Linked DNA regions of Homo sapiens: region 1 is linked to region 2. The links are chromatin loops, found by intact Hi-C in ENCODE. Cell type or tissue: MCF 10A. All regions are shown on one strand. Links, peaks and the distances in the headings refer to the core of each region. The heading gives the core; the rest is flanking DNA.

Region 1 (9,485 bases), core at 686-8,685, 360 kb before region 2:
GGTACCAGGAGATGAGTTCATTTGCTCAAGCAATGAAACCATATCTGGTACAGCAGCTGCAATTGGAGTCACCACTTAGTCAAGCTTATGATAATCCACCAACATTCTTCGAGATCCACCTGTCTTCTGCACAGGCCAAATAGGAGAGTTGAATGGGGATGTAGTGGAAATCACCACCCCTGGGTCTTTCAAGTCTTTGATGGTGGCACTAATCTCCACAGTTCCTCCAGGGATATGATATTGTTTTTTATTTACTATTTTTCTAAGTAAAGGCAGCTCTAATGGCTTCCATTTGGCCTTTCCCATCATAGCAGCCCTCACCCTCCCAGTCATGGAGCCAACATGGGGGTTCTGCCAGCTGCTAAGTATATCTCTGATAATTACACATCTGGCACTGGGGAAATAACCACAGGATGAGTCCAGGCACCCACTGGACCCACTGTAAGTCAGACCTGAGCTTTCATTAATTACATGACCTTCTTTAACTGGAGGACCACAATGACGTTTTGGATTCCTGGAATCAACCTCAGTTCAGAGCCAGTGTCCATTAGTCCCTAAAATGTCTGATTATTTCCCCTTCCCCAGTGTACAGTTACCCTGGTAAAAGGCCGGAGGTCTCCTTGGGGAAGGATGGGAGAAAGATTAACGTGTAAATTGTCAGGACCTTGAAACTGTGGCAAATCAAATGTCCCCTTGAGGAAGGACCTAGTCTCACCTTCATTCAAGGGGTTTTGTGTCTGTAAACTGGCTCAAGTCTGGAAATTGATTGAGGGTCTGTCATACTCTGTTTTTCTAATTCAAATTTGTCTTTTGTCCATTTGACCAGGACATTTTCTGCTTTTATAAATTAAGTAGGAATGCAGTAGGCTTCCTAACAATTTCACTTCTAGGAAGACTGTGATTAATTAGCCAATGCCAGAGACTCTTCTGATTGCTGCTTTGCCTCTGCTGTCCATTACAGTAGCTATGCCCACCTTGCCTTTGACACTGCTTGGCCCCTACCACCTCGGGATACAATTGTTCCCATTGTATTTAAATTTTGTAGTTGAATGACTGTGGTTTCCACTGCTAGATCTGATCTACAGAGAAGAACAATTACAGGGCTCTTCAAAAATGCAGGTGCTACCCTCACAAATCTATTTCACAAAGCATTGGTCGAGGTATATCTTCTGGACCCTCCAACGGGGATAAGTAGGTCTACAGTGGCTAATCCACTTCACCATCCCAATCTCCCTAAGCCTTTGCATCCCTTCCTCTACATTAAACCAGTGGAGAGCAGGCATTTCCAGCTCACTCACAGTAGGCCATCTTTTAATCCATGTTTCAGCTAACCAAGCAAATAAACTATTAGAACCTTGTGTAACTCCCTGAGCTGCAAGATTAAATGCAGAATCCCTACTTAGAGGGCCCAAATCAATAAATTCAGCCTGACCCAACTCTATGTTCCTTCCAACATTATCTCACACCCTTAATATCCATTCCCATGCCTGTTCTCCAGATTTCTGTTTATATAAATTACAAACATCGAGCAGTTCTTTTCAAGTGTCACACACCTCCTCATGGATCACACTCTCACCCTCACCTCTAGGGGCCTGCCAAGACGTTAGTCAAGTTACAGGTCTAGAAGCAAACAAGGGTGTTGGGGTTGGTTCCTGAGGAGAATCAACATTATCTTGCCTAGCAATTGCCTCGGGGTGGCCATCACTGTTGCCTCAGGTAGCACAGGGTTTATCTCCTCAGACAAAAGTGGGAAGGCTGATGGCAGCATGAGTCAGGGAGGGGATGTTGCCACTACAGGGGATGGGGAAGCTGTTTCTTCTGGCAAGAAAGGTTCATCGGAGTTTATAAGCTCAGTGTCCCAGCTTCATCAGGGTCCTCCCACATGTCCCCATTCCAAGTTTCAGGGCCTCATTCTTTTCCAATCAATGCCCTCACTTTAACAGTAGACACTTGGTGAGGCTGTGCATGCACGTTAAGTTGCAGTTTAGCCACTCACATGATAAGAGCTTCTGTTTGATTTGCCACAATGTCAGCTCTTTCTCTACAGGAAATAAGACTCTGACTCAGGGCAATCTTAGATTTGAGGCTCAGTATCTGCTTCTGAAGGCAGGAGTTAGAATCTCTGAGTTCATCATTTTCTTTCATCACTTTGTCCAGTGAACTTAGGAGGAACCAACCAGCTTCATTATGTTCCTGGGTTCTCCACATATGGTCAAAGGTGTTATGTATAGAGTCAACAAACTCCTTGCCTCTCACGAGCAATGAATCAGGAGTGTCAAATGCATTTATTTTGTGTAACTCTCTGAACCATTCATACCAAGGATTCTCAGTGTTCTGCATACCATTAGCAGTAGAATCCTTAGCATTTTGAGGTCTAATCATACTAAGCAGCCAGCTGCAGAAATCACAAAACCAACTAAAATAACTCCATCCTTAATATTCTGTTCCTCTACCACCACTCCTGGTACCAAAATCTGTATTAGTCAGGGTTCTCTAGAGGGATAGAACCAATAGGATATAGATATATAAAGGGGAGCTTATTAAGTAGTATTAACTGACATGGTCACAAAGTCCCAAGATAGGTTGTCTGTAAGCTGAGGAGCAAGGAAGCTAGTCCGAGTCCCAAAACTGAAGAACTTGGAGTCTAATGTTCAAGGGCAGGAAGCATCCAGGATGGGAGAAACATGTAGGCTGGGAGGCTAACCAGTCTAGCCTTTTCACGTTTTTCTGCCTGCTTTATATGCACTGGCAGCTGATTAGATGGTGCCCACCCAGATTAAGGGTGGGTCTGCCTTTCCCAGCCTGCTGACTCAAATGTTAATCTCCTTTGGCAACACCCACACAGACACACCCAGAATCAATATTTTGCACCCCTTCAATCCAATCAAGTTGAAACTCAGTATTAACCATCACGACATATATATTCAATTATATTCAACAGATGATGACTAGAGATTACAGAAGCAGATAATCTAGATAGAGATAAGGATATATAGATAAGCATACGAGAGACTCTTCATGAAGCAAAGCTCACTTTAGAGTAGGGAAGATGTTTTTAAAAAAAGTTTTAAAAAGAATAAGAAAATATTGAACTGAAAAGAAATCTATTTAAAATGCAAACGGAAGACATTTTAACAGAATCCATAGGCATCATCTCTTAGAAGGGAAGTGCACACACATATGCATACACACACATGCACGCACACACACATGCACGCACAATCTTGACCTTGACCAGTTATCAGATAGACTTTAAGAAAATGACAATTCTGTGGCATTGTTCTCTTAATCTATTGGGCTACTTCCAGTTATGAGTTCTGGCATTTCAGAGAATCCTGCTTCCATTTACTTTGAAGAAGGAGGAATTTGCAATCATACATTCTCATAATTCACAGAAAATTTTAATGAGTAATAAATGAAAGTGTCATCAACAATCAAAATATGTGAGATAGACGGAAGAAACTTTGCTGAATGAAGTCTTAATTCTAGACTGGAAACATGGTAAAATCAAGTGATTTCTCAATCTAAAGCCCTTTCTAGATAACTGTTGGCTTCTCTGGACCATGCACAAGTAGTGAAAATAATTGTTTAAATTACATCGAGCTTCGAAGCTAAATATTTCACCTATACCATTAAAGTGTAAGATAGAGCCTAAAGCCTAACCACACGGCAGAAATTATTTTTCCCAGATAAGCTGTGGTGAGAAATGAACAGGCATCTAAGAGGCAGAAATCGTGCATTTTCTTTCTCCTTGGACATCGCAACCTTCTCATCAATATTAATCATGAAGTAATACTATACATATACTATGCCTGAGCTTTTCAGGAAATGAATGTGTATATCTGCTTAAAAGTGATTTTATTGTATTGTTTAAAATGTGTAATGTGATCGGCAGAATGACAATTTTTTTAAAGGAAACAAAGTCCCTTGCGTTGAGGATGCCAGCCCTATGAGAAAGTCAGATGATACGATGTAGAGTAATTAACGACAAGGGAATGCTTCCCTGCTTTCACAGAAAGGAAGCCAGAAGCTGTAGTCCATGGGAAAAGTGCAGCTAGCCCTGAGCCAGCTCCTTATCTTTTCCATAGTGTGTGTGATACCAGTAATGTCTGTTATTTGTTTACAGTTTGGTAATGGAGAATGTATTGTGTTATGTTAAACTCCTATTATTTCTGTCTTTGAAGCCTCTAATGCATTTCAACGAGTGTAGACATTTTACACATTTTGAATCGAGGTCATCCAATCCTCATAAAAAAGTTTGGAAAATAAATATTATAACCAACACACAGAGGGAAAATTTAATACCTTAAGGTAAAGTGAATTTTCCCGAGGTTATAATTAATAAGGTGCCAAGTTCGGGTCTTCTATCTCTAGGTCACCAATGTTTCCACTACAACATCACCTCCAGGTGTCTCTTATTTTTAGAAGATTTGTGTACATTGCCTGTGCTACATGTTATCTATTATCGCTGGCTTCTACTTCCTCTCCACCCCCTCCTCCTTTCCCTCCTATCCTAGGGACAAGAAAGTTCAAACCTAGAAGTCCAAGACTGCTTGCCGCCAAGGTTTGGACGCAGTTTCATTTCTGCCAATGAGACTCACTTGGACGAAGCTAGAACATAGAAGGCAGGCTGAGGACACCCCTCCTGTGGCTGAGTGCTGGGGTCGGGCAGCATCTGGACCCCCTTGTTTTGCTTTTCACCATCAGCTTCTTGAGTGGCAGGTGCTGCGACAGCCACTGCTTCCTGACTGCCAGTGCTTCCGTGCAAGGCGGACCACAGAGACCTGGTGATTACACAAAGCTCAGTTCATCTATCGCCACTGAGGAAGAGTTTCGGTAGCATCTCAGAAGGGGAAAATGAGGTGAGGGGGCTTATAGGGCGTGCAGGGCTGGACTAGGGTAGTGTTAGGCAGAAGTCAATTCAGTATGGTCTGAGGTGATCGAGGTTATTGTAGCATTTGGAACACATGAAGCCACGCTCTGTTGCTGTGAAATGTTTGCTTGCTGTCTCATCTTGGAAAATACAGACCCTCAAGCAGCCTGTGTGAAAACAATTTGAACTCAGAGAGTTTGTCTTGCACATCACGCTTTTGTACAGTTTGTGCATTCTTTGAGTCATACTTCATTTTGCCAATTATTTCTGTGTTGTTTCTCTGGCCCTTGGGATTATAGTTCTACTAAGTTTTATCCTGAAGCTAAAAGTCTAGTGCCAACTCCCTGACTTGTTCTCTCATCAGTCAAACAATTTTCCAAGCATCTAATTTTCTAAATAGCAGTGGTTAACAGATGTGTGTCCCCTAGTAAGGTCTTCTCTCATTTTATAATAAATTATTCCAATTAAGATAAGATGACTTTTAAAAAAATTAAATGTCTTTCAAATATTAGGAAAATATGTCTTTGCCAGCAGGTGGCAACCTCTCTGAATTGTAAATTCAAAACCCCAGAAAAATAACCATCCCTCAGAGAGCCAATTCTTCCCTCTGTCTGCCCTCAAAACTACCTACAGAACGTTTTAAAAGTAAAGATGCCTGAACTCCACCCTCCAATACTTTAATGCAGTGGTTCTGGGGTAGAGTCCAAGACACTTTTTTGTAATGCAAGCCCGTGTTTTCTATGGAGAGGATCCAGAGGCAAGGCGGACAGGAAAAAGGTCCCTGAGGAAGGACATGCACCCTCACCCCAGCCTGTGTGCAGAACACAGGCCGACTTCTATACCCAGGCCGGCCGTCAGAGGTTTCTTCTGTGGAAAAACAGAAGGGCTTAGAGGAAAGATCTCCAGATACTGGCAGCTGGGGATCCCTGCGCAAAACCTCAGGAATCTGCCCCCATCACCCTCAAGGTCAAACATCCATGTCTATGCACATGCAGGTCTCAAAAAGCTTTTTTTAATACCATCAGCTACTTTGAACCTAGGGCTTGCAAATTTATGGCAGGCTAAATCCAGCACACAGCCTGCATTTGTAAGTAAAGTTTTATTGAAACACAGTGATGCCAATTTTTTTGTTCATATCTGAATTCTCACTATAACAGCAGAGTTGAATAGTTGTGACAGGGAGAGTATAGCCACAAAGCATAAACAATTTACTATCTGGCCTTTTACAGAACACGTCTGACAATCCTGGTCTAAACTATTAACTAATAGCTAGGATCCTCAAATATTCAAGGGAAACCAATAATAGAAAAAGAAAAAATTAAATGAATAGAAGAATGGACACAAAGATGATGTTTGAAGTAGAAGAAAACAAAAACAACAGAAATAACTGATTACTCTCCAAGTTGATAACATATACTTCAAAGAGACAAAAGATGATATCAAATCCAAAATTTAAACAAACAGAAACAAAAAAGCCAGGATCAGGCATCTTTTAAAAAGGACCAATCTGCTGGGAAGGAGGAGAGTGAGGATGAAGAAAGGTTGGCTAATGGTGCAAACATAGAGCTAGATAGAAGGAGTAAGTTCTAGTGTTCGATAGCTCAGTAGAGTGACTGCAGCTAGCAATTTATTATATATTTCAAAATAGCTAGAAGAGGAGAGTTAAAATGTTCCCAACACAAAGAAATGATAAATGTTTGAGGTGGTGGACAGAATATTTGTACATATTTGTACATATTATGGGGTACATGAGATATTTTGATACATGCATGTAATGTTTGATCATTAAACATTGTATGCGTATATCAAAATATCACATGTACCCCATAAATATGTACATATTATGTATCATTTTTAAAAAAGTAAAAAGTAGAAAAAGAGCAATATGACAAGAAAAAATTCTGAAATTTGTAAATGGTACTCCCATAAAATAATCAGTAAAAGGGTCAGAAATGAAGTCAACCAAATATCTCAAAAAGCAGAAATAAAACACAAAGAAGCCAAAAACATAGACCAGAAAAGATAAGAGACCAATAGAATCAACACCAATAAACCACCAGAAAAAGAGTTCAAAGGAAAAGGTATTGAGAAAATTATCTAAGAAAATGCACAAAAAACCTTTATAAAACTTTAAGATATAAGTTTTCCATCTAAGAGATCTATCATATACCCAATACAATAGAAGACACAAATACAGTAAGTAGGTGCAGTTATGTGAAATTTTAGGAGATCAAAAACAAAGAAAAAATCCTTAAAGCTTCCAAACAGAAAACAAAACTATACAAAAGGATCAAGAATTAGAGTCGTTACTCTAATATATATGCTTAAATATATCAACAGCAACACTGAAAGGAGAAGATAATGTAGAAAACCTGTAGAATTCTAGGAAAATGTTTTGTTTTGCCTAGAATTTGAAACCTAGCCAAATTATTAGTTGAGTATGATGGCTGAGAAAGACATCATCAGACATTTAGTGACTCAAAAATGGTCAAGAAATATTTCTTAGGAGAGACAGGAAGATGGAATATAGAAAGCAAAGAAAAGAAATAGAGAAAATCTAGAAAACAAAAGGCACAAGTTATTTAATCTGTAAAGCAGAATCTTTGAAGCTAGCCATGCTGCAGACCTAGGTAGAACTCAGTCCAGATTGGAGAGGAGGCTGGAGGGCTGTGAGAGAGAAAATTTCCGGATGACATAATGTGGTTCTCAAAAATGCTCTGTGGCTAGCAAATCATCCAAGTGAAGAAATTTGAGAAAACCCAAGAAAAGCAAAATACTATGTAGAAAAGGAAATGTAATTTTAGTTCGCAATGCAACTTTGCAACAAATAGTATTTATATAATTACAATGAGTAAATTCTGATTTAGGTAAAATAGCGTTATTTTAGCAGCTTAGAAGAGGGACATAAAAGCAGAGAGAGCTAAATTGTCATCTACTGTAGCAGGAAATCAATTGAGTATGTTTCAGCTTAATTAAGTAAGAAAAACCAATCAAACCATATTATATGGAAATAAAAAAGAAACCACCAAAAGAAATACAAGAGTTACATGCAGTTATCACTGGGAAGCTGGTCTGAGGAGTGAAGAGAGGTTTTTGGTTTTTGGGTTTTTTTTTTTTTTTATCATAAGCCAATGGTACTGTTTGTTTTCAGGTACATGTGCAAATTTTTTTTTTAGATTTTTTTTTTTAAAGTCAGGGTCTTGCTATGTTGACCAGGCTGGTCTCAAACTCCTGGCCCTAAAGGTCCTTCCACCTCCACCTTCCAAAGTACTAAGATTACAGGCATGAGCCACCACACCCAGCCTAGATTTTTGATAAATAAATACAAATACATAAAGAAATTACTTCAGTGCTATCCAAATTATTCTGCTGCATGGTCAGGTTTAAAGGCAATCATTGCGGACTTGATTTTACTTTACGGTGAAAAATATTGCAAGACCACTTCAAATGGACACCATAGTCTGTGTGGCATCCTTCTACGAGTCTAATGTTTGCTCACATTTTATTGACTGACTTCTTCCAAATAATTTTTATCAAGAGATACGTTAGTTACAAGATACAAGAAGGTAACTTAAATTAGTAGACGTAAGAAAAAAATCTATGTGGTCTATTGGTAGTTTTTGCTCGTTTGCTGTTTTTGAAGAATAAAGACATAAAATGTGACTAATTATAAAGCCTATAAAAATATGTACTAAAGGTTTTATATTAATAAAGTTGGACAAAAAATAGCTTTATATTTCTGTGAGTCACAATTATACAATTTGCATACTTAATAAGATAAAAACAAACCAATCGCTCAGAAGATATGCAACTATTGAGAAAAGTCATTTCCAGAGAGACAGGAAGATACCCCAATTTATAAGAAATGGACTAGTGTTAGAAGTGTCGATCTCTGTCCAGTGAAGCTTCTCTGAGTTTGTAAGAGCTGCGGATGTGTGAAACCTACATAAGATTCCTTTGGCTATAAAAACAGCCTGTTTCATGTCTGGGAAGATGATAACAATTCAATAAGCAAATGTCCAGAGTCTCAGAATCCTAGAATTGGATGTGACCTGGAAGGCCATTAGTCTACTCTGCCATGTGCTTTGACAAATTGGCTGCTGAAACACTAGAATGATGGTCCTAAATAAACACCTTTGCAGCTTTCCCTAAAATGATTGTGTTCAGGGAGCACTGGTTTTTCCACCTTCTTGAACCTAACACTTTACCTTCTCCCTCTAAGCATCAATCTTTCTTCCATTTTGGTATCACTCAAACTTCATGGAAAATAGTATGAGGAATTTGATCAACAGCATGCATTTCAAAGAGACTCTTGAAAATTTAATGAAATTACGCTCTAGTGATAGAATACCAGGTAGCAGGTAAATTGTCCACATTCATGTTCTGCTGAATTCTGGGAACTTTCAGAATCACTTCCAAGCTCGCAGAAGTGGGCACAAAAAAGAAGTAAAAAATGAAGCTCAATGTTAACAATATCCAGTCTACACCCACTCAGACTTGCCTGCCCCTTGCTGCAAAGCCACCCATTCTCTGGTCCCCAGTTTCCCATCTGCTCCCATCCAAGGGAGTGGCTTCTTGGTAGCCAAGATGACAGTCCTGCTAAGCACTACAC
Region 2 (9,485 bases), core at 814-8,813:
AATAAATAAGGGTCGGGCGCAGTGGCTCAGGCCTGTAATCCCAGCACTTTGGGAGGCTGCGACGGGTGAATCACCTGAGGTCAGGAGTTCGAGACCAGCCTGGCCAACATGGCAAAAACCCATCTCTACTAAAAATACAAAATTAGCTGGGTATTGTCTAGGATGCCTGTAATCCCAGCTACTCGGGAGGCTGAGGCAGGAGAATCGCTTGGACCCTGGAGGTGGAGGTTGCAGTGAGCTGAGATTGCGCCACTGCACTCCAGGCTGGGCGACACAGCAAGACTCCATCTCAAAAAAATAAATAAAAGATAGATAGATAGATAGATAGATAGATAGATAGATAGATAGATAGACAGACAGACAGAGTTCTAAGGGTTAAAGTAGCATGCTCAAAATTACACAGCTTAAACGGGGAATCCACACCGAAAGTCCAGTGTCCTCAGTCCCACTTCCATAGAACTCAGTCTTTAGAATAAACAAACCAATTATAGGGTACTTCTTTATGGCTTTGCATTTACCTTCAAAATATTTTGTGTCAATTTCAATTCGAGTTATTACTCCAGGATGTGCCAATCGGAAAACTGCCCATTCACAACCCGGAACCAAGAGAATGCCATTCTCATCATTCTGGAATTCAGAAGAGAAGAAAATGGTAAACGAACTTGGAGTCATTCAAGAAACCAGTCCCGAAAACCAACAGGTGAAAAAGGTTGACGTGTTTCTTTTATTTCTTACTATAGAAGAGTGTTTCCTGTGGCCTGATGTGTAAATCACTTTCATGTAAATTGCCTCTTTGCTATCATTTCTTAAATGTCTCTTGCCAATTTGTGAGTTCATTGGGTCCCAGATACGTTTTTCTAAATTTCTATGTCAATTATAGATCCCTGCAAAATGTTATACGTGCAGCAATCTTCGTCTATTCCAGTCCATAGTTCCTCTAATTAGTTTGTTTTGACCTTTTAAGGTACATATTTTGTTGGTCAAACCTATACTGATACATGATGTGCGTTCAAACCTTAGTTTTGAGAACGGAGAGTCTGTTCATTGATATCTCAAAGCATCAGGTGACATGAAATCTAACTTAGGAAGGGGAGGGCACTTTTCTGACCAAGTTTTTGGTGGGATTTGCAAATTGAAAGGCATTGTATTTTTTGTTTCACTTCATCTTGGTTTCTCTATCTCAAATTAGTTACTGGCCAAATTAAACAGCTGCATGGACTCTAGAGCGCCCTGTCCATCACAAGTTCACATAAGTGGTGTAATCCTGAGATACACAGATATCAAACATTGCTAAACTAGTGGTTCTTCCCCAGATCTCCCAACACATTTATTCATAACTTTTGTATTATTAAATCGCAGCTCCTTTTGTTTCTTTATTGAAGAAACAGAGGAATGTTCCAAAAATGCATTGGCGTAGCTGGCAATGACCAGTATGTTTGGGCTTCTGAGTCTCTGCCCTGATATTATGAAAACAGTGGGAAATTTGGAAAATATAAATCATAGTAATTAGCATTTAGAACAATGCATATGAGGTTTCTAAAATGTGCAAAAGTTTATTTAAAAGAAAAAGTTCCAAAAAATACTTTTAAGAAAAACTTTAAACCATAGTTATTTTTAACTTCTTACTTCTAATATTGGTGGCCGGTCCAGCCTTCTTGCAGTTTCCCAACCATCCGCCATAGACTTTGCCCCGCCAACTCCTACAGAAAATAACATTGTTGAATGGTAAACTGCATGATTTTAACTATGAGGATGAATACATTGCTGTAATTAAATTACAGATCTTATGCATCTGAGCATTGCTACATAAGTTATTTTCATTAAAGTTAATGTTTCAGTAAATTCACAAACAATCATAGGGTTAGTTAAATTTTACTTTTCCTTTTAAAGCAGCTACTTAGGCCAAAATTAGGTAGAAAAATTGGTAATGTTGACTTATTTCATGTCATAAAGGCATCAAATCCTACACATGGAAGATTAATCTCATCCACTGCTGTGCTTTGAGATGTGCCTTTCCTTTTAAATCACTCTGACCATATTGGGGTATTTAATGCCGGTACCCAGACTTCCTAAATAAGCCAGCTCCAAGAATATCATCTTACCTATTATATTGTTTGGGTGCCCAAACTTAGCATTACTAAATCCTACACAGACACCCCCAAAAGCGATGGCCACTAGGTCTGCAGGTTCTTTGGGGTCAGTTGCAGTCCAGTCTTTTTGTCCAGTACCGAATACTCTAAGTCGTGCAATTCCACCATCTGAAAAGGAAAGGTGCCTTAGTTATTGTTTGTAAAAATGGCTGCTTGTGTATCATACACTACAGGACCCTCCTGTCTTCTCCAGTGTCATCTCTTGGTAGGCTTTGGCCACACCCACCTGCTGTTTCTCAAATACAACAAGCCCACTGCCCCAGGGCCTTTGCACTTGATATTACCCTGTACCAGAACAACTTTCCCAGCTCTCCAAAAGATTACTTATGTTCCTCACCTTAAAGGCATGGCCTCAGAAAAGTCTTCCCTCTCATGCTCTGAAGTTGTCTCCTCCCTCCTCCATTCAGCCACTGCCTGACTCCCCAGGTTACATTTTATCATATCTCTTTGTTATTTACTCCAGAGCTCTAATCACAGCCTGAAATTATCTTTTTAAGTTCCTGCTAAAATCAGTCTCCAATACCCAGAATGCGAAATCCTTGTAGGCCAGACCACTTACCTGTGTTGTTCACTTCTGTACCACTCTTGTATCGTCTCTACCTAGAAGAGGTCTGGGCACATAGTAGGCATTGAAGTTTTTTTCATTAAATGAACAACTCCAAGGTCAAACAGCATTCGGGAAATTCACCATACAGATAATGTTTCGTGCTAGAAATAAGCATCGCTGACTCCCACACAGACTCAGACAAGAGAACCTTATGTTTTTATTTTTACAACACCACCCTGCTTAGCAATGTGATTCAGAATACAAAAGATAATATTCACAAAATCAAATTGCTGCTGAGAACCACAGCAGCCTGAAATTAGGTCTGCAGAGCAGCAAATAGCTACCAAAATCAACTCACAGCATCTGATTCTAGTAGAACGAATGTTTTGTTTCTTCGAATATTAATTGCTAGAAGGTGGAAACCAAGCATTTTTAATATAGAAAATTAATTTAATCAAAATATTGTACTAAAACATGCCCTATATGTTTTTATTTTACAAATTTAGTGAAAATGAGTGATCTGAAAATTTTTTGGTAAAACAATGGAAGTCTTGCTATTTACAACAAATAAAACCAAAAACTTCATTGGCATAAAACCCTAGAAAATATCCTAGAGGGAGTCATTCAGCAGGAGCCGGGTTATGAGAGTAATATCACTGCCATTCTAGTTCATTAAATATTATAATTGGCTTTAATGGCATAGAAGATATTCGTCTGTTGAAAGTGAAGTCGATTTCACATTTTAAAAAATAAGATTCTTCTTTACAGAGTTAATATCCAAACTTGCTTTTAGTCACAGCTGCCAAGGAATCCCAGAAATGACTCTTCATCCTCTGAGTACATCTCATTTAAACCAACCCATTCCCACCCAGTGTGTCCCTGTAACATCAGCCAGGTTTCCCCAGCTTCCTTTCCCTTTACACCTGGATCCCAGGTGGAATCCTCATGGAGCAATTAAAGATGCCAGTAAGAGCTGGGACATGAAATCTGCATGCAGGCATTGCCCATCTCTCCTCTTCAGGCCATCAATGCTGACCAATTAGGAAAGAGCTTTCATGTGCTTAGGGACCCTTCATATTCAACCCAGAAAAGCAGGGCTTCCACTCAGAAACTATTTTAGACCCTCCCTCAACTCGTGAATCCTGTACAAATTGGGTTGGACATATAAAGTTGCTATTTTGGTGGATCAGAAATAGTCAAATAGAAATGTTTATGGCTCTACCAAAATACTTTTGTTGTATGTATCACTATTTTGCAGTTTTTTGTTTTTTTTCTTTTGTTTTCTTTTTGAGACAGAGTCTCACTCTGGTTGCCCAGGCTGGAATGCAGTGGCACGATCTCGGCTCACTGCAACCTCCGCCTCCCGGGTTCAGGCGATTCTGCTGCCTCAGCCTCCCAACTAGCCGGGATTACAGGCACCCGCCACCACACCTGGCTAATTTTTGTATTTTTAGTAGAGACAAGGTTTCCCCATGTTGGCCAGGCTGGTCTTGAACTCCTGACCTCAGGTGATCTGCCCACCTCGGCCTCTTTCCAAAGTTATTTTTCTTATCTGTCTCCCACTGGGTTATTCACTTCATAAGGACAAGGACTCTGTCAAATCTAACAACAAATAGTTATGGAGCTTCTCCTGTGTTCCCCATGCTGTGCTAAGTGTCAGGTGTACAAAAATGACAATCTGGACTCACAGCCCTTTCTTCATGAAGCATACACTCTGTTGGTTCTGCCCTACACATTGTCAGGAAAATGATTTTATGGCCAATGCTCAGTCTGTAGCTCAAAGTAGTTATTCCACAGTGTATGTTAAATTAACAAGTGGGGAAAAGGTCTGACTCTCTTGTAAGCTTTGCTCATTCATTTTCTTGCACTGTTTTTAGAATAGATTATTTCAGTGAGTAATTAATATTAGTAAACGTGTTTAGATCTTTCCATTTTCATGTCTCACTTTAAAGCATCATAACCAGAGAAACATTGCATCTAAAATAAGGTTCCAGAGAACCACTTCTGGCATGACAGCAGGAGAGCTTTGCTGTCCTGTTCCTCAGTGGAGCTGGTAAAATTTAGGGGGGTTGAGGGATGGGAAAACACTTCAGGTCTCTGGAAATGGTCCTAAGGGCATACGGAAAATTCAGCAACATCTATTCAAGAATATCTGCTAAAATTCAGTAAGAACAGTGAGAGTCTGCGGTATTTGAACCAAGACCTCACCTGCACACCCTCTCCCAGATCAGCAAAGTGGAGACTGCAAACAAGTGCAGCCCATGGTTGCAGGGCTGTCTTCCCAGGAGAGGCAGGACATCAGGGCTTCTCATCCTGCCCCTATATGCCTGTTACTGAGGCTAAGCCCTGGGTGAGTGTGGTTGAGAGGCGGGGGCTCCTTTATTTGACCCAGCCCTGACTCATGGGACAGGGTCCTACCTTGAGATATTGGGGCCACAGTGACCCATTCTCATGATCCATAAGGTGGAGGCTTCACACTGAGGGTGAGACATCCCCAGCCCTGCAAACCCTGTAACTCAGCCAGAGGAAACACCAAATCAGAGTTGCTGTTCAGCAACACCATGTTGTAGGAGGTTTGTTCCACAGGTCCCCTAGAGACAAACACCTAGCTAACCTTCCCACACCACTAGAATATGCTCCCTGGGACCTCCCCTATTCTGATGGGCAGTAATTTGATTGCTTACTACAAATGAAGCAATCCTGGACTTAAGGTGCCATCTAGTGCTGAAAAGTAGGCAGCTACCTAGCAGGAAATAAAATCAACAGGAAATTTATAATGATTCTCTAAGCTAAGCTTGTCCAACACATGGGCAGTGGGTCTTATGAAGCCCATGGTGGCTTTGAATGTGGCCCAACACAAATCCATAAACTTTCTTAAAACAGTATGAGATTGTTTTGCAAAATTTTTTTGGCTCATCAGCTATCGTTAGTGTTAGGGCATTTTATGTGTGGCCCAAGACAATTCTTCCTCTTCCAATGTGGCCCAGGGAAGCTAAAATATTGGACACTCCCTACATCTAAGCAAATATATTCAACAAAAACTGAAACAACCCAGAAAGAAAAGACTGGAATAAATAACTAATGCTTCAATGCACAGGCATAGATGTATACCCATAAGAAACAACAGCAAAGAACTATGACATCCCCAAATGGACAAAGCAAGGAACCAGTGACTGATCATAATAAGACAGTGATATATGAACTCTGTGATCAATAATTCAAAATAGCAGTTTTAAGGAAACTCAGTGACCTCAAAGATAACACACAAAAGCAGCTTAGAAGTTTATCAGAGAAATTTAACAAAATTTCAATAATTTTTTAAAATCAAACAGAAAACTTTGAATGGAAAAACGTATTTGCTGAACCAAAAAATTCATTAGAGGCTCTTAAGAATAGAATGAAGCAAGCAGAGGAAAGAATCAGTGAGCTCAAAATGGGCTATTTAAAAATACACAGAGGAGAAAAAAATGAAAAGGAATAAAGATTGCTTACAAGATATAAAATATTACCTCAAAAGATCAAATCTAAGAATTATTGGTGTTGAGGAGGGAGTTGAGCAAGAGCAAGGGGTAGAAAGCTTATTCAAAGAAATAATAGAAAACTTTTCAAAACTTGATAAAGACATAAATATCCTGGTACAGAAAGCTCAAAGAAATGGATTGTATCCAAATAAGACTACTCCAAGGCATATAAAAAATCCTAAAGGTCAAGGACAGGCTGGGTATGATGGCTCATGCCTATAATTCCAGCACTTTGGGAGGTCAAGGTGGGTGGATTGCTTGAGCCCAGGATTTTGAGACCAGCCTGGGCAACATGGTAAAACCCCATTTCTACAAAAAAAAAAACAAATACAAAAATTAGCCAGGCATGGTGGTGTGCACCAGTGGTCCCAGCTACTTGGGATGCTGATGTGGGAGAATCATCTGAGCCAAAGGAGGTTGAAGCTGCAGTGACCTGTGATTGCACCACTGGACTCCAGCCTGGGTGACAAAGTGAGACCCTGTCTCAAGAAAAAAAAAAAAAGTCAAGGATAAAAATATCCTAAAAGCAGCAAGAGAAAAGAAGCAAATAACATAAAGAAGCTTCAATTCATCTGACAACAGACTTCTCAATGATAACCATACAGGCCAAAAAGAAGTGGGATGACATTTTAAAGTGCTGAAAGAAAAAAATACTGCCATCCAAGAATATTGTATCTAGAAAAGCTATCTTTCAAATATGAAAGAGAGAGAAAATCTTTCCTGGATAAACAAGAGCTGAGAGAATTCACCACCACCAGTCTTAAATGAAATGCTAAAGTTCTTCCATTTGAAAAAAAAAAAACACTAATGTGCAAAAAGAAAACATTTGAATTTATAAAACCCACTAGTAAAATTAAGTGCATTAACGAACTCAGAATACTCCAACACTGTAATTATAGTGTGTAATTCACTCATAACTCTAGTATGAAGTCCAAAAGACAAATCTATCAAAAATAATAATCTTTTTGTTGATATCTTTAACAGGTGTTAAAAGATAGGCAATATAAAAACATGCAAATTGAGACAACATGAAGTCAAAATGTGGGAGGAGGGATAAAGTTAAAAATGTAGAGTTTTTTTTTGTTTTTCTTTGTTTATTTCTATTTTTTTCTTTGTGATCTAAGATGAGTTGACATCTCTTTAAAATAACTTGTTATAAGATGTTTTTATAAGCCTCATGGTAACCACAGTGCAAAAACCTATAATAGATTTGCTAAAAATAAAAGTCAATTAAAACATACTATCAGAGAAAATTAGTTAACCACTAAGGCAGAAAGAAAGAAAAGGAAAGGAAAGGGAGGGGAGGGGAGGGGAGGGGAGGGGGGGAGGGGAAGGGGGAGGGGAGGGGAGGGGGGAGGGGAGGGGAGGGGGGAGGGGAGGGGAGGGGAGGGGAGGGGGAGGGGAGGGGAGGGGGGAGGGGAGGGGGGAGGGGAGGGGGGAGGGGAGGGGGAGGGGAGGGGGGAGGGGAGGGGGAGGGGGAGGGGAGGGGGGAGGGAAGGGAAGGGAAGGGGAGGGGATCAGAAAACAAGCAACAAAATGACAGTAAGCTCTTACTGATGACAATACTGAATGTAAATGGACTCAATGTTCCAAATAAAAGGTATACTGTTGCTTAATGGACTAAGAAACAAGGCCCAACTATATGCTGCCTACAAGAAACCCACTTGACCTATAAAGACACAAATAGGCTGACAGTGAAAGGATGGAAAAAGATATCTCATGCAACCAGAGGCCAAAAAAGAGCAGGAGTAGCTACACTTATATCAGATAAAATAGACTACAAATCAAAGACTGTTAAAAAAAAAAAAAGACAAGACACTGTATAATGATAAATGGGTCAATTATGAATATCTATGTGTCCAACACCAGAGCTTTCAAGTCTTATATAAAGCAAACATTAATAGATCTAAAGGGATAAATAGACTGCAATACAATAATAGTAGGGGACTTCAACACCTCACTTTCAGTAATGGACAAATCGTCCAGACAGAAAATCAACAAAGAAATAGTGAAGTTGAACTACACACTAGATCTAATGGCCCTAACTGACATTACAGAACATTTTACCCAACTGCTGCAGAATATGCATTCTTTTCATCAGCACATGGAACATTCTCTAGAATAGGCCATGTCTTGGGCCATAAAGCAAGTCTAAACAAATTCAAAAAAGTAGAAATCATATCAAGTATCTTTTCTGACCATAATGGAATAAAACTAGAAATCAATAATAAGAGACACATTGGAAAATACACAAACACATGTAAATTAAACAACATGCTCCTGAACAACAAATGGGTCAGTAATTAAGAAGGAAATTTTAAAAATGCTTGAAACAAATGAAAATGGAAATACAACATACAAAAATATATGGGATACAACAAAGGCAGTACTAAGAGGGAAGTTTATAGCAATAAATACCTATACCAAAGAAGTAGAAAGACTTCAAATTAATATAACAATGCATCTCAATAAACTAGAAAAGCAAGTATAAACCAATCCCAAAATTACTAGTAGAAGAAAAAAATAAAGATCAGAGGATAAATAAATGGCAACTAAAATAATACAGAGGATCAACAAAACAAAAAACTTGTTTTTTTAAAAAGAAACAAAAGTGATGGACCTTTAGCTAGACTAATTACAAAGAGAAAAGACCCCAAAAAATCAGAAATAGAGAAGGATACATAAAAAATGAGACTGGCTCTCTTCTCTTTTCCATTTGACAGACACCTGCATATTTTTATGCAGTGCCAGCTGGGTTCCTGAGGCAACAAGGTGAAAATGAAGGCCAGAGTAAACAAATTTGGCCACATTAAGCACCTGGTCACCAAGGCTGCTTTTAGCTCTGGCAAAGTGGATATTGTCATCATCAATGATGCCTTCATTGACCTCAACTACCTGGCCTACATGTTCCAGTAGGCTTCCACCCATGGCAAGTTCCACAGTATCATCAAGGCTCAGAATGAGAAGACTGACATCAATGGAAATCCCATCATTATCTTCCAGGAGCAAGATCCCCCCCAAAATCGAGTGAAATGACAGCGGTGCTGATTATGTTGTTGAGCCCACTAGAATCTCCATTACCATGGAGAAGGCTGAGGCTCACTTAGAGGGGTAAGCCAAAAGAGCCACCATCTCTGCCCCCTCTGCTGATGCCCCTTATGTTTATGTGGGGTGTGAATCATGAGAAGTATGAAAACAACCTCAAGATCCTTAGTAGTGCCTCATACACCACCTACTACTTAGCCCTTCTGGCCAAGGTCATCCATG

What was found. Hi-C counts contacts between places; a loop is a spot of excess contacts. Peaks named below come from ENCODE experiments on the same cell type or tissue, not always from the same donor. Only the 100,000 strongest peaks of a DNase experiment are listed, where the experiment ranks them.
Region 1: it touches region 2 in a loop (27-fold over the local background); 2 of 110 quality-filtered maps call a loop at or near these places.

What each region holds. Positions count from the first base shown.
Region 1 is chr2:4,050,196-4,059,680 of GRCh38, reverse strand. No RefSeq gene overlaps it. Among named protein-coding and RNA genes, the nearest start is that of LINC01304, 81 kb to the right of the region's middle. In MCF 10A, for the core only: CTCF peaks have their summits at 5,155 and 5,410 (motif pointing right); no DNase peak of the experiment used is centred there.
Region 2 is chr2:3,688,490-3,697,974 of GRCh38, reverse strand. ALLC (allantoicase) reads right to left here. Exons shown (of 12, transcript NM_018436.4): 8 at 2,103-2,258; 9 at 1,627-1,700; 10 at 519-627. It also overlaps the pseudogene GAPDHP48. Among named protein-coding and RNA genes, the nearest start is that of DCDC2C, 10 kb to the left of the region's middle. In MCF 10A, for the core only: a CTCF peak has its summit at 5,413 (motif pointing left); no DNase peak of the experiment used is centred there.